Regions from separate parts of the Homo sapiens genome. Here region 1 is linked to region 2. A link is a loop called in an ENCODE intact Hi-C map of the cell type or tissue named here. Cell type or tissue: heart left ventricle. All regions are shown on one strand.

Region 1 (8,000 bases), 320 kb before region 2:
AGAGCCTGTCCAAGACCTTTGGTAAAACCATAAGCAGTGGGTACCAAGTCTCCCTCATACTTCCTTATTCCCAGACCTGCTCGGGTACTGCCATCACCCAAGGATCAAACTATTTCTACTTTCCTCACCCACCTCCCACCTATTGTCCCCCAGTTCCCCTTCACCTCCATTCAAATCTTTAGGCTCAAGGTTAAACAGGGATCAGCAAATTTTTCTGCAAAGGGCCAGAAACAAATATTTTAGGCTTTCCAGAGCCATACTTTGACAACTCCAGGTTAAGAACCAGAAGGACACCAGGTGACTCCAGCCTGCTACTTTAACTACATTATATGCTAAGTAAGATTTTGTTCACTGCTTTGGGAGCCTAATCACAATTCAAAGATAGTTTTCATAGGGAAATAAAACAGGAGTTTCAAACAGATTATCTTTAGATACAGTATGGTTGGATCTTACAAGGAAACAGGTTCTTCAATATAAATATTTTCCCGAGTGCATTAAAGAATATTTTCTGAATTGTAGGCAATTTTTAAAAACCATATCAGGTTTTAAATAAAAAGTAAAACAGAAGAAATAGTTTTTAACTGCTTAAACTTTCTTTCCAAAAGATCTGAGGAGCCAAAAAATCAGTGTTTATATAAAAGGAAGTGAAGGAGATCACTATAATACTTCCTTTGTTCTAAAACTTTCCTACACAAGGGAAGAAATATGACTTCAAAAATATACAGCAATAACCTTTAATCAGTAGAAGAGAAGGCACTTCCCATCTTCTAGATAAAGGGTGAACAAACTATATATGTCGCCAGTTTACATGAGGCCTGTGAACTCACGATTGTTTTACATTTTTAAATGGTTGATAAAAAATGTAATAACATCTTGTGATATGTGAAAATTGCAGGAAATTCAAATTCTAGTGTCCATGAATAGTTTTATTAGAACATAGCCATGCTCATTTGTTTCTAAATTATCCAGGCTACTTTTTTTTCCCTACAACAGCAGATCTGAGTAGTTATGACAAGAGACTATCCAGCCCTTCACAGGAAAAGTTTGCCATCTCATGTCCTAGATTATCAACACTTTCATAAATAAGAGAAGTTAGGGCTGATAAACTAAAAAGTACTTTATTTTAGCTACTGTACAGGTTCCTGATTCCAAAAACAACAAAGTGAATATTTAAACACTAAACCAAATATTGATAGCCTACAAACATATTCTGACTTATAATATTGTCATTAACTTGAAAAAATACCTTTTTGCATAGTGAGTATATGGGAATATATATTATATTCTTGAAAATAACTACTGATCTAAGTGGAAGGGTAATCAAATAAGTTTAGGTATGTGCAAAACAGATTGGGCTTTGACATGGAATACCAGTTTTTAAACGTATTTCAACTTTTAAATACTAAATGTTTTTAAGTACGATTTTCTCTGGCAGTTTAACATCAGACCAAACTATTTCTTGTTCACTCCATTCACAAATTCTCCAGTATAAAACTTCAGTTATTAGCAATTTCAATTATTTCAGGGTAACAGCAAAAGTCCATATGTAATCACTTCAAATTGGGCAAATAATTCAAATCACACCCAATGCCAGTAACTATAAAGCTAGCCCACAACTCAACTGGCAGCCACATCTTAACCCTGCATTGTTCCCTGCTTCTCACGAAATTCTATTAGCTCCCATATAGTGTTTGTGTGGAAATGTCCCCCAAAAGAAACTTACAGTTTAAAATGTTTTTTTTCGGTTATGTTTTACTATAGTTTATGGGGACATTATTTGTAATACTTAAGAACTTAGAAATTCTGTAAGTCCCAGATAAATCCTTTGTGGATATTCGGAAACTATGGAAACTGTAGTTTTGTTAGGATTACAATCAAGGCTCAACAAATATGTATTGGCAATAAGCCTAAACCTTTACATTGTTGCAGCTATTTCAAGTAATGATTTGACTTCTGTAATTTATAAGTTTTCGTTCGGATCAATTTTGCTATCCCCATTCCATTTTAGTTATCAAAACAATTCTATTTCTTTTTCTTTTATTTCCTGTGTTGCTACAAAAAAAGGCTTTTAAGATTGGACTTATTTGAAATGAAACAGAAAGAAGACATAAGAGAAGCATATGCAACTAAAGACAATGCCCCTGGGCAGGGCCTGATGAGAAACATGGACCCCGCAACAGGGAAAATAACTTGAAACCCACGCAAGAAGATATTCCTTATGTATTCGTTCAATATTTATTCAAGGGTGAAGCCAAGTGCTCTATGGAGGAAGGGTGGAGCAAGAATCCGGGTGTTGCCCAACTTCTCCTGGTTAATGCACCACAGTCAAAGAATCCACCTCTGGTCCCAACTTACACACACTGCTCAGCAAAAAGTGGTGCGGAGTCAATTAGACTCGCCCTCCTTAAATGTCAATTAGTCAACAAATACGCCTTCACCCGAATGTGCCATCCCTCAGGAGGAGGGAGGTGGATCTCAGCTTCCACCCCAAATAGCAGCATACAGCATTCTCTATAATTACACACAGCATACAGGTGGGAACTGTTAACGACTGTTATCTTCCTTTCGTTACGATTTCAGTGCTGTTTTGACGCCCCAGTGATGTCTTTAGTGGTTGTTGCATGGCCCAGCCGCCGCATGGGATCTGCGCCCGGAGCCTGCCTTTAAGCCTCTGAGCATCCACAGGGTAGGAGGCGCAGAGGAGACCGGAGCCGCGGGGCCAGGGTGAAGAACTGTCCTGCCTCGCTGGGTAATGCGGTCCAGCCCCGGACCCACGCCCTGGCCTCTCTCCGGGTCCGCCGCAGCCCCGGCCTGTCAGAATTCGGTTCCCACCCACTCCCAGCTAGTGGAGGTCAGTGCGGTCTCTGACTCCGACCTGCCCAGCGCGGAGTCAGCCGCGGAGACTGCAGCCGCAGCGGAAGGCAGGCTGCCCTGACTGCCGGGAGCGGCTCCACGCAAACTCCTGACGCCTCAGCCAGGCCCCAGAGGCACTGGGCAACCAGGGTGCTCCGCTGCCCGACAGGGGCTGACCAGCGCAGATGCTCGCCCGCCGCCGCCCCCCGCGGACTCCCCACTCCCAGCAGACCCAGTTCTCACCTCTCGGGGCAGCCATGGTTCCCCGACAGCCCCCCGCGGAACTGACGCCCGCCCCCTCCGCGCCCCCGCGCAGGACACCGGGGACCGCCCCTTGTGGTCATAGAGACGAAGCCGCTCGGCCTAGAGCGCCTCGCCGGCCTCCCGGTCGGCCACGCACTAAAACTGGGCTCAGGAATCCAAGCTACACCCCAAAATGGGGAGAACGCGGATCGAAGGGAGGCCTTCCCGGCCGCGTCCTAGGTGACAGGTGTGTGAAATTCGGTTGGGGAGGTAGTTCTGTAAACTGCGTCTCCCCGCCAGCTAAGGAAGTTGAGTGAAGGGAGCGTTGCCGTCTGGGAATCGTAGTCCTCACAAAGGCGTGAGTAGGCGGCAAATAAGGATTTGGGTTTAGCCTTGGGGATTCACTCCTGTCAAAGCTGTTAGAGAAGCTCCCAGAACTCGTAAAGTAACAGAAACTACTTGCGGCAACATTTGTAACTTCCACCTGGCTCATTATCTTCCACTGTTACCTTGTGTTCTAGATAAGTTATAATTTATTCTACATATCGTTCAGAAGTCTTGTGCCTGTTCCATATCGTCAGCAGTCATCGGTTGTATTTACCCAGCCAGGCATTCTAACTAATGATCTTCGCACAACAAAACGGCCTTTAAAAAATCAGATGTATCGGCCGGGCGTGGTGGCTCACGCCTGTAATCCCAGCACTTTGGGAAGTCGAGGCAGATGGATCACCTAAGGTCAGGAGTTCGAGACCAGCCTGGCCAATATGGCGAAACCCCGTCTTTACTAAAAATACAAAAAATTAGCCGGGCGTGGTGGCGCGCACCGGTAATCCCAGCTACTCAGGAGGCCGAAGCGGGAGAATCACTTGAACCCGGGAGATTGCAGTGAGCCGAGATTGCGCCCCTGCACTCCAGCCTGGGCGACACAGCGAGACTTCGTCTCAAAAAACAAAAAAAATTAGATATATCAACAGGCATTTTAACCACTATAATCTCCACTTTCACTAGGGGATGTTAATTAGCTATCATAATTGATATTAGAAATAATTCATTGGTGAAATAAATGATGTTCAAGATATGTGGATTGGTTTAAAATAATATGAAAATACCTCAGCACTTACAGGAATAGGGATGCAAGATTCTGAGCTGCCCAGCAGCCCACACCTTCTGCAGCATGTTCTTTCCCCAAAATTGTCCTTTTAGAGGGTTGGTTGTATACCATTGTCTTGTTAAATATACATATAGATATATCTGGTCTGTTAACATTGTTGGAACATTTTGCATGCCTTATTAGCATCATATTAATATTGGGAGGGGCTCCCAGGAGACCAGAGTTGACTTTGTAGAGGCAGACATTTGATTAATCTCATTTTGCAATAGTGTTGGACTTTTCCTCTACCTGGTAGTAAGTGTGCTCACTGGTGCTAATCTTCCCTTATTGTAATTGATACAGTTTCCACTAGTAGAATTATTCAGTTCTCTACTGTGTATGTACTTATGCATACATTTAAACAATATTCATATATGTACGTGAAATTAATTTTAAAAATTAAAAATATTATATCATATAGTCCTTCGTTTTACAGCTACTGCTTTGTATGGTTTATCTTGTCCCATTTTGGACTATCATTATAGTGTCAGCTTACATCAATTAAGTATAATTTCTAAATGCTCAATTTGTTCCAAAAGGCACTTGTAAGCCTGCCTCTGTTTTCAAGTCTGCACCAGCTGTTTTTACTTTTTTTTTTTTTTTGTCTTTTTTTCTTCTTGTAGAGATTGTGGGTGGGGGCGTCTCACTTTGTTGCCCAGGCTAGTTCTCGAACTCCCCACCTAAAACAATCCTCCCACCTCAGCCCCCCAAAGTTCTGGGATTACAGGTGTGAACCACCACACCTGGCCTGCACTAGCTTTTTGAAGCATGTTTTAATTTCTGGCAACAAGAGGTTTTGTTTTTTCCTGTCCTAGGTGGTAGAATCAACTAGGAACTATCATTCCTTCTGGTGAGGAAGCGCATTTTACACACACACACATGCACACACACGCACACGCACACACACACACACACAGAGATCCCAATTAAAGTGGTGGGTCAAATGTTGCTGAGCCATTTTTGTGGCATTTCTGGTTCACATAACATCATGCTGTTGAATCCTACTTTTCTTATACATTTTCATTGCCTCAAAAGACTATTATACTTCACTGGCATCAAACTTAACTAGATTTTCATGCCTCTTTGTCCTAACCCAGTTAGCCCAATACCAACAGGACAAATCTGCCAAACTATAGTCTGACAAAGTTGAGCTTACTGATGCCTTCTGATATAAAGTGGGTATTTGTCCCTGCCCAGATGTGATGTTGAATTGTAATCCTCAATGTTGGAGGTGGGGCCTGGTGGGAGCTCTGGATCATGAGGACAGAACCCTCAAGAATGGCTTGGGCCATCGCCTTGGTGATAAGTGAGCTCTTGCTCTGAGTTCACAGGTGATCTGGTGTTTTAAAAGTCTCTCTCTCTCTTTCTCTCTCTCTCCTGCTCTGGCCATGTGATGTGCCTGCTCCCACTTCGCCTTCCACCATGAGTAAAAGCTACCTGAGGCCTACCCAGAAGCATATGCCAGCACTGTGTTTCCTGTACAGGCTGCAGAATCATGAGCCAATTAAACCTATTTTCTTATGCATTACTCAGGCTCAGGTATTTCTTTATAGCACTGCAAGAACCACCTAAAACACATTCCAATGAGGGAAACTGAACACCAGAGGTATCTCAGGAAACAAAAAAGATAAATTTATAGAATTTTAGGGAAGGATGGGATTAGGTGAAATTTAAAGGAAGCAGTGTTTGATAAACTCAAAGCAGGACTATATGTATCCAATAGGGACTGTAGAACAGTCTCAGGATCCTGTTTCTTGAAAACTACAAAGTTACCATAGATGTGGAATGTTGTATTCAGGAGCCCCTTAATTGAGGCTGCTTCTTTGTATGAAAATGATGTAGATCCCCCCAAGCAAAAGTAGGGTGTTTCATTCTTACTGATGTAATTTCAAGCAGCAAGTTTTCCTAGAGTATATGATTTTAGAGAACAAAGTTTTTCAGTGAATTAGAAAGCAAACACTCAAAGAAGGGCCTTGCTATTATACTTTATAGTGTCAGCATATACTTAGTTATTTCCCATTAACTTTGCAGCAGGGTTTACCTGGGTTTGTTATCCCAGCTCAATTAATGACCAAGCAGCTATTTACAGTCTTACTCTGAACTAATTTTTACTTTCTCACTCTGAATTATCCTCAGTCTTGGAGGAAAAAAATATTGATTTAATGTCTTTCTTTCATGTGTGCCTAGTTTTCCTTACAACTCTGGTTAGAGAAAGCAGCAGCAATCCTTAACATATGAGATACAAGCCCCTGTGCCTGATAAGATAACCTTACAGTGCTTCAAGCAGCCATTGCTAATGCCACTTGAGTCCCTAATGATTTCTGATTGTCACTAGAAAACTACAGTATTTGCCTCAATCCCCTGCTCTCTTCCATTTCCTGCTCATGTATCAGAGCTACCCTAGTCTCAATGATGTATATAAAAAGAAGCCCAGTACTGTATCCATTGGTAATAAAGTAAAAGTATGAACTTAATTAAATAAAAAGGCTGTGAGGAAGCAAATACCAAAAGGCTTAAGGAGGTTATAATTGAATTCAAATATGGTAGCTATATAATAGATTATTAAATGTGGTAATGTTTAAAGAATAGTAAGCAGTTAACCATAAAGAACATATATAGATATAGATACCAAAAGAAAATTATTTCCCTGACAGTTTAAGCATATTTCTTTCATTGTGCTATTAAGCATCCAAAACCTATTTGCTAAGTTATTGTTTTTATTTTATTTATTTTTATTTTTTGAGACAGAGTCTTGCATTGTTGCCTGGGCTGGAGTCTAATGGCACAATCTTGGCTCACTGCAACCTCCGCCTCCAGGGTTCATGCAATTCTCCTGCCTCAGCTTCCTGAGTAGCTGGGATTACAGGCACACACCACCACACCCAGCTAATTTTTTGTATTTTTAGTAGGGACGGGGTTTCACTATATTGGCCAAACTGGTCTCAAACTCCTGACTTCCTGATCTGCTGCCTCAGCCTCCCAAGTTATTGTTATTTTAAAGCAATTATTTCCTACAGTATAATATGACTAAAAAGCCAATAATTGTCACATTTTATAATTGATAAAAGGATACAGGGAGATAATGTAAAATTCAATGTCTGGATTAGGAATTAAACATGAGTAATAATCATGTGTATCCAGACATTTCATATTTGAGCTTAACTATCCCTTGCCTCTCTTTTCTTTTTTCATTACCGTAATCCCTCTTTCCTTTTCCTGCCAGTCACTGATGGTTTGTACCTATTTCTACCATTTTATGCTTGCTTTGCATCAATGGTATTTCCACTCAAGCCAACTCTAGGAAAAGAGAGTTTGACAATTGCCTACTCCACTGATAACTCTAATCCATCATCCTCTTTTGTTATTCACCATTTTTTGAAAGTCATAATGTGCCAAGCATTATTCTAGGCATTAACTGAGGGCTAGAAAACAAAAAGTGCAGAAAAATGGGCAAGGGGGTACAATAGACCTGAAACATTGGAGAATCTCTATTCTCTTAGCTAAGATTGACATGGCACTTACCAGGTAAGTGCTTTTTATGTGTTAACTTATTTAATCCTTATGACAACCCAATCAATGAATTTGGAACTATTATTATCTCATTTTTATGATACAGAAACTGCAGCAGAGAGGTGTTAAGTGGTACAGCTGGTAAGTAGAAGAGCTAGACTTTTCTTCCATGATCACAGAGCTTACTTTACATCTTTTTTCTATTCTTCTGACTGCTACTCTGTCTTATTTTGTCTTCTCTTCC
Region 2 (8,000 bases):
TGAAGCCCATTAACTTTGACAAACGTTTATTCATCTTTGCCTTCTTGAAGCGTGTGACTATCCCAGTTTTACAGGAAAAGCTTAAACAGAAAAAGTTAAATAATAATCTCAAGGTTAGAAACTAAGACATAATTTCTAGCTCCTAGTATCCCTGGTACTATATTTAGATTGCGCCAATAAATTCTTTAATTGTTAACCATTGCTTCACTCAACTTCGTATCAAAATGCTAGGTGATAATTGCTAAGATACAATTTTATTTTTATTTTTTATTTTTTTGAGACAGGATCTTTCTCTGTCACCCGGGCTGGAGTGTGCACAGTGCACCATCTCTGCTCACTGCAACCTCTGCCTCCCGGGTTCAAATGATCCTCCCACCTCAGCCTCGTAAGTAGCTGGGACTACAGGCACTCGCCACAGCGCCTGGCTAATTTTTTTGATTTGTTTTGTTTTTTGTATTTTTTGTAGAGAAGGGGCCACGCCATGCTGCTCAGGCTCAAGCGATCCGCCCAACTCGGCCTCCCAAACTGCTGGGATTACAGGTGTGAGCCACCTCCACCCCTGTAAATAAACATAAATAAACAATTGTTTCAAGTTACCTCCACTTGACAAGATCACTAACATAAATAGGTTACCTGAGAAACAAAACAAAAAACCCCACCCCAGAAAATGTTCCAGAGGAAATCAGACACACTCTGTATCGTTTCAAATGGAGATTACTTTTAAGTGTATTTAAATTATTCTGAGCTTACAGTGTATGAAATATTTTATAATTTTTGAAATCCACAAATCCAGCATTTGTTTCATTAGTGTTTGATGTTTTTTTGTCAGTAGCATCAATAACAATTTATGTGGCAAGACTAATCACTTAATGAAACTGATATAGGAAATTACTTTCATTCTGATTTTTAAAATGCTGTTTCACTCATTAAAAAACTCAAGTCTGGCGGGACGCGGTGCTCACACCTGTAATCCCAGCACTTTGGGAAACAGAGGTGGGTGGATCACTTGAGGTCAGCAGTTCGAGACCAGCAGTTCGAGACCAGCCTGGCCGACATACAGTGAAACCCCAAACCTCATCTCTACTAAAAACACAAAAATTAGCTGGGCTTGGTGGCGCACGCCTGTAGTCCCAGTTACTTGGGAAGCTGAGGCAGGAAAATCGCTTGAACCCAGGAGATGGAGGCTGCAGTGAGCTGAGATCGCACCACTGCACTCCAGCCCGGGTGACAGAGCAAGACTCCATATCTCAAAAATAAATAAATAAATAAAAATCTTTAAGTGATAACTTTACAACGTCACACACTCACAAAAAAGCGGGGGGGAGTCCAGCTTGCATGAGATTCTATTTTCCCAGAATTATTAATCCTGCTTACAAATACTGCTGACAAAAAAAGAATTTACAGTAATTAGCCTTAAAACTATCAGTGGACACTATTAGGGGAAAATGTCTTTCAGCAAAGCTAGACTTTAATAGTTTTCACTGATTATTATATAAAAACTGATTCGACTTACAAATGAAATACTTCCTATTATGGGTATCTTAGAGAAATTTTTTTATCTCTAAAATAAATCTTTAAAGACCAATTAAGAATGAGTGGGTACTGCAAAGTAGAGAAACTGAGAAATTTCAACAATTTTTAAATATTAAAATTCAAAGGAATGAGACTTTAATTTTGCCACAGGTACTCACCAGACCTATTTACCTAAGTAGGGAGCTTTCACATTGCACATCCTCCTAGACGTCACCACTTGATCTCACAGTTTTTGTTTTTAAGATTATGAACAGCCATCAAATAATTTGTGACAATAAAGTGCATACAGCAACGGAGATTCTTTTGTATGTGATCACGTATCCCCGACATAATAAAGAAAATATTTCAATATTTGGAAGCTAAAAAATAAGTGAAAATGTAATCTACTCAGCTAAAATGGTCAACCATTGTTCTACGTTAAGATCAGTATTTTTCCAAAACGAATTCTCTGTAATGATACACTCACAAGTTAACTCTAAATATGACCTGTGTAAATTGTGTCTTCTTTTTCCTCCTCAAGACAATCAAATCAAAGTCTTCACCAGAGCCAGCAACACTACCTTGAAATTTTAAACCTAAGTGTAAGGCTCGTAATGAAGTGCAAATGTAGTCCCAAACTCTCCGATTTTCACCATGGATGAAATGATTTTCATCACTAGCAAACAGTGTTATTAACATTCCAAATTCTGGTTAGAATGCAGTCACTGGTGAGCAGTGCCCTTGGGCAAGCAAAGAAAAGATTTGAAACTACCCAAAGCACAGATCCACATGAACCTCAGTCTTCTCCCACTTCATCAGGAAGCCAAATAGGAAGGACTCCAAGAAACAGGGGTGAGGGGGTGATCGGGACAGAAAGGATAGTGGAAATCATACTCCTCGAAGGGCGAAAGCAAATGAGAAACGGACTCTGGAAAAACCGCCCCAAAAGGACACTCAACCTGAGACAGATGTACAGGCACAGCTCCTCTACACTAAGGAGATAAAGCTTTACCACAGAAGTGATGCACCAAGCAAGCAAGTATGGGCAGGAGGGGACAACCTCCGCCAAGCACCCCCTCCCGAACGTCTAGCTCAACTAGAAGGGGTCGGCGGGGACTGCTCCTCCGAACATCAACAAAGGCCCCTTCAGTCCTAAGGCGAAACTCGAACAACAAAGGCCCGGAGACAGCCAGGACAGGGCCGGGGCTGGGGGGCGGGACGGATGAAAGCAGGGGAAGGCAAAGGAATCAAACCAGTGGGGGCGGAGGCCCGTCGGAGTGGGAAGCAGAGGCGCAGAGGCGGGAGGCGCGGTAATCCCCAGTGCACAATAAAAGGAGGAGGAGGAAGAGAACCTGGCCTCCATTCTCCTACTCTCTCCAATCCGCACCGTGTACATTTCCTCAGCCGCGGGGACCGCGCAGTCCCGAGTTCAGGGAAGGAAAGGGGAGGGGGGATTTTCCGCCTTGACCGCAACTCCCTTCCCCCAGCCAGGAGCTGCAGACGACAACAACCGCCACAACTGCAGCCACACAAAGGCGCCTTCCTTCTACTCCCGCTCCCACCCAGGCGGAGGCGCCGATGATGCCAAGGAAGCGGCGACCACCTCTCGGCCGCCTAGCGCTCGCTCGCCCTCTTCCCCCTCTAGCTGGGGAAAGGGGGAGGGGACCACCGGGCGCCCTCACCTGGCACAGCTGCTGACAGTAGTCGGTGGCCGCTTCCACGGCCGGTACCCGGCTCTCCCGCAGCTGTAGCTCCAGCTCCTGGAGCCGCTCGCCCAGGCGCTGCAGCTCCGCGACGCAGCCGCCTTCGCCGCAACTCAACCTCTCCTGCTCGGCCTCTTCGTCCGCCATCTTCACACCCCGCTCCGTCGCGTACGCACCTGGGTCACGTGATAACACAATGCCACGTTCGGCGGGGTCACGTGCCGGGCGCGCTTGCACGGCGCCGAGCACGTACAAAGGGCCCGATGGGGAAGATATGGGGGTGGGGAGAGTGGCGCGAGAGAGCCCGAGGGAGGTGAAGGCAAGGGGAAAGGAGAAGGGCGGGGTTGGGGCGGTGCGGAAAACGGCGGTTTACTTACCCCGAGCGGGAAGTGGGCAGCAGCGGCCGAAAGGGGCGGGCTGGTGAAGGCCTGCTCTCGGTCACGTGGGCGCCGCGACGGGAAAAAGCCTAGGGAGGGGCGACCCTCTCCGGCGTCCCGATCCCGGCGTGGCTTTCCCCAGTCCACGAAGTCTTCTACGGACATATCCTCCTGTTCCCCAAGAGGATGGCACAGGGAGAGTTCTGAGTGGTCTCGGGCAATGGCTGCATTTGCTGTTGGCCTGTAAGCAGGCCAGAAGCAGAGGAAGAGAGAGAAGGTAAAACCCGCCCATGGACCGCAAGCGTGAGAGCCAAGGCAGGACTATGAACTGTCAAAATTGTCTCTGACTTCTCACCAGGCCGGAGAGGAGGGATCTAGTGCGTGAGGTACCAGATCTCGTCTCACTTGACTCTCCTCCTCTTCAGCACCAAGAACGCCTGTCCCCTGGAAACACATTCTCTAGGGGGTGGAGGCAACAAAGGAAAAGAACAATTGGGTCAGAGCAGAATGAGGTTCAATCCTCAGTCTGGAGAACGGAGCAAATTCATGAAAAGCATAGTTTAAAAGAAGTCAGAATATGAACAGACCAGATGACTTTTAAACCACGAAAACATTTCTAGAATAAGTGATAACTAACTACTCTGTTTCACCGTGATTTAGACTCTACTACACTCTACAGAAATCACCAACAATGACAACAGGCTATATATGAAAGCTATTGAAAAGAAAGTAGGTCAAGGAAAAAAAAAACACCAATAAGGACTCCATTAAAAATCATAACGGAGGAGAGGAAATTGATGCTAAAATAAAACAATATTGTCGAGAATTATTATAAATATCTACAGCATTTTTTTTTCCTAATGCTACAAATAGAGGTAGCATTCTGAACCACATTTTACTTACAAGCTGAAAAGAATTAATACTTGGCACTTGAACAAAAGAGTAGAAGAGGTGCTACAAAAATCCAAGAGCTTAACCCTAAAGTTCTTAATAAAACTAATATTTTTTTTACCGTTAGAGCATTAGACAAAAGACCTATCTCTCTTGCAACTGAATAGTCTACAGAAATTTAGAAACAATGATATTGATGAGGCACCCAGTCTTTTCATTTACTCTGAGTGAAGTATATTTTTTTAGTACAAGGATCTAAAATAAAAATACTTCCCATTGTGGGCAGCGTCCTCTTCAAAAGATTTCTAGTAATTAATGGAAAGTGTTCTACATACTATGTTGTCCAGAATAAATGTTTTATAACGCATCAGTGATGGTGATGTTTTTAAAGCGGCATTATATAAGGTGACCAGGCACAGTTAAACCCCTTATGAAAAACAGTATCAGTTAATATTACATATTAACAAGGTAGAATCTTCAAATGTTTAATCTTCAAATGTTTACTCATGGAAGAGACTGGGAAGTACATTCAAAGGCTGAGAAGAGAGGATATAATAGTATCACTGAGTTGAAAAAGGAACAATTAAGGCAGCTAATGATTTTTAATATTTTCAGTTCACTTTCCCAAGTTAAGTATTTTAGATACCCAAACCAGGTTTCACCAGTTTATGTTATCTTAGGATTCCAGTGAAAAAATGCAAAAAGGGAAATATGAGGTTAGCCAAATGTACCCGTAAATCCAAGGTAAGGTATCACAGGTTAGCAAGCTCATTTCCACTTCAAGTATAATGGTTTACACCACACCTAATCTATAGAAAGAAAGAAAAAATGGGGGTTGAGGGGTGGGAGACATATATATCCAGATATTGATTTTTAAGAGAATTGCCTGATAATGTAGGTCATTCCTACCTCTTGCACATAACAACCCTAAAACTATGGAGACTTGATTAGCAAATTGATTCTGAGCACCATTACTATCTGGTAAATGTCCATCAGCATGGATGGCCATGTCTTTATGTTTATTTAGTATCTGTGAACCCTATGTCCACATTCCTCCATTTCTTCTCCTTTGCACACACATAGAAATATTTAGAGCCTACAGGAAATGTAAGGATTGGGGGTGAGTGGTGTAATTAACACTCATTTATTGTGTACTTGATATTTGCAGGCACTACTTGGTTTGGGACAAGTCAGAGGCGAATAAAAGCTCTTCCTGCCTTGAAGAAGCTTACAGTTTTGTGGGAAAATGATCTGCAATGGGAATACATACGATATGACAAATGTTCTATTATGAAAATGCATGCCTGTATTCAACTTAGAACATCAAAGTAATCTCAGATACTAACAAGAATGTCCAACGAATCTCTACATAAGTGCAGGCTTTTTTTTTTTTTTTTTTTTTTAATGAGAAGGATTGAAAATACTATCCCGTGACAGGTCAACCTTGTCTTGGAAATCTCAGAAATCTCAATCTTATCCATAGAAAAGTCATGACTTCTGTGCTTATGTCCATTTGTTCTTTAAATACCAAACTGTCAGCTCATAGGAACCATTTACACACACACACTGACACACACACAAACACGCACACCCCTACTTACTGAGATGTTCCTGGGGAGATTCGAAGACCTGTTCCATTGAGAAAACAAGAATAAGCCCCTGGGGCAAAAGACTCCGCGTCTCTGGGGAACTCAGTATCCGCGCCGCGAGCACCCATGCCCATTTTGAACACAACGCGACTGCTAAGGACGTGGTGTAATCATATGGACCTTCACTCCCAAGAGACTCGATTTCAGAGAAAATCTGGGAGACAAATTTAGATCCCTACCCGCACCCACGCGATCAATAAAGCTGGGGAGACCTTTGGGGGAGGGGACAGATGTGCTTGCATCCGGGCCGTGCGTGCCTGCTTCACGGGTTTTCCGGGCAGCACCGGCCCGCACACGCCGGTGCACTCTTTTTCTGGAATTCTTGAAATAGCCGGGCCTGAGGACAGTAAGGGAGCTGAGTTGTGTCTGCTACAGACAAGCGGCGCAGAGCCTGGGGGCCAAGCCAGGGATGCAGGGAGCGCGGCGTTAGCGGATGACGGATAGCTCAGGGCTAAGGCCTGGCAGGTCCTTCCTACCCCCGACCCAGTACACCCCGCAGCCCCGCCCTCGCCCCAGCACGCGAGGTGAAAGCGCGAGGCCCGGGGATGGCGGAGAGCGTGCGCCACTATCGGGGCGCTGTCTCTTGCCCCGCTCTCGCCCTGGGCCGGAGAACGGAGAAGGTCCGCAGGCCTCGGGCCACGGAGGGCACCAGATCGGTCCGCTCTGCTCCGCTAACCCAGCCTGCGCCCCTCCACCCCGCCAAGGCCCTGCTGGGCGCTGCGCCGGTTGCTCGCGTCCTCTGTTGTCGCGGAGCCGCCGCCGCCGCCGCCCGCGAACCAGCAACGCCGACACCCAGCAGTTGCAGGCCCGGCGTTTGCCGCCGCGGTTTTTCCACCCAGCACTGAGGATCAAGCCCGCTGTAGCCTGGCTGCGACTCCCCGCTTGGGAGCAGAGGCCGCCAGGGGCCTCCAGGCCGAGAGATTCTGGAGCCTTTCCAGGGCGCGGCGGGGAGCGGGGCCTCCGGAAACCCACCCCGGGGATGCTGGAGTCTGTCCTGCAGAGGCCGTGGCGCGGGCACTGCTGCCTGATTTCGAAGAGGCTCCATCAACCTACTCTCTTCCAAAGGGCTGGGCAGCCCAGCCACAGACAGGCAGCCTCTGGATCTCAGAAGTGAGGGACGGAGTCTATCCTGGGTTTGGTCCAGTAGAAACCCCCCACCCCCACCCCCAGAGTCTGGGAACCAGTGCTGTGCCCACAGATGCAAAGAGAAAGAGCATGGGTTAAAGCGCTATTGGGATCGGTTAGACACCACACTTTTCCAAGGAAGACATTTTCTTCGAGAGGAACAGCAAAAGGAGTCAATATAATGTTAAAAATATTAAGGCAGGTGCTGTGCCACATGTTGAAGTGATTCCAAAAGCAGAGAAAACATGGGACTCACATTTAAGAGGATTAATTGTAGCCTTTGAGTTTTTCCCAGAAAAAAAAAAAAGGCTAGCATATATATTTTCATATATTTATATGAACAGGTAATTAAATAAGGAGGGATTTTAAAAAATTGTCTATTTGGATATCGTTTTCCTTTCCATTTGAGGAAAAGCCAAATGCAAATAAGGAGAATAATATTTAAAGAACATGCTTTTAATAGAGCCTCAATTATCCTTCTAATTTAACCAAGATGAAAATAATTGTGAAATAAAGCAAAATAAAATCTTGGAAGCATAAATGTGTTATACATTGTTCTTTTGTTTGTTTGTTTGAGACGGAGTCTCACTCTGTCTCCCTAGGCTGGAGTGCAGTGGCGCGATCTCTGCTCACTGCAACTTCTGTCTCCCGGGCTCAAGCGATTCCCCTGCCTCAGCCTCCCAAGTAGCTGGGATTACAGGCACCCACCAACACACCAGGCAAATTTTTGTATTTTTAGTAGA

Evidence for each region. Peaks named below come from ENCODE experiments on the same cell type or tissue, not always from the same donor. Only the 100,000 strongest peaks of a DNase experiment are listed, where the experiment ranks them.
Region 1: it touches region 2 in a loop (2.9-fold over the local background); 28 of 110 quality-filtered maps call a loop at or near these places.

The regions. Positions count from the first base shown.
Region 1 is chr6:87,468,116-87,476,115 of GRCh38, reverse strand. It overlaps SLC35A1 (solute carrier family 35 member A1), which reads right to left and starts at 3,142. Exons shown (of 8, transcript NM_006416.5): 1 at 3,097-3,142. The coding sequence starts at 3,112. It overlaps LOC124901357 (a long non-coding RNA gene), which reads left to right and starts at 3,171. Exons shown (of 2, transcript XR_007059668.1): 1 at 3,171-3,343; 2 at 3,618-4,666. RefSeq lists enhancers at 2,274-2,373, 2,424-2,593, 2,589-3,495 and a silencer at 3,044-3,183. In heart left ventricle, CTCF peaks have their summits at 2,985 and 3,190; DNase peaks (open chromatin) are centred at 2,765 and 3,165; H3K4me3 peaks cover 1,967 bases; H3K27ac peaks cover 1,329 bases.
Region 2 is chr6:87,150,954-87,158,953 of GRCh38, reverse strand. It overlaps ZNF292 (zinc finger protein 292), which reads right to left and starts at 3,389. Exons shown (of 8, transcript NM_015021.3): 1 at 3,195-3,389. The coding sequence starts at 3,362. LOC124901355 (translation initiation factor IF-2-like) reads left to right here and starts at 3,707. Exons shown (of 2, transcript XM_047419630.1): 1 at 3,707-3,978; 2 at 5,652-7,798. The coding sequence starts at 6,566. The coding sequence ends at 7,246. RefSeq lists enhancers at 1,963-2,570, 3,082-3,421, 3,692-3,851, 6,365-6,865, 7,097-7,166 and a silencer at 6,777-6,896. In heart left ventricle, a CTCF peak has its summit at 3,621; DNase peaks (open chromatin) are centred at 2,803, 3,513, 6,663 and 6,773; H3K4me3 peaks cover 5,348 bases; H3K27ac peaks cover 4,318 bases.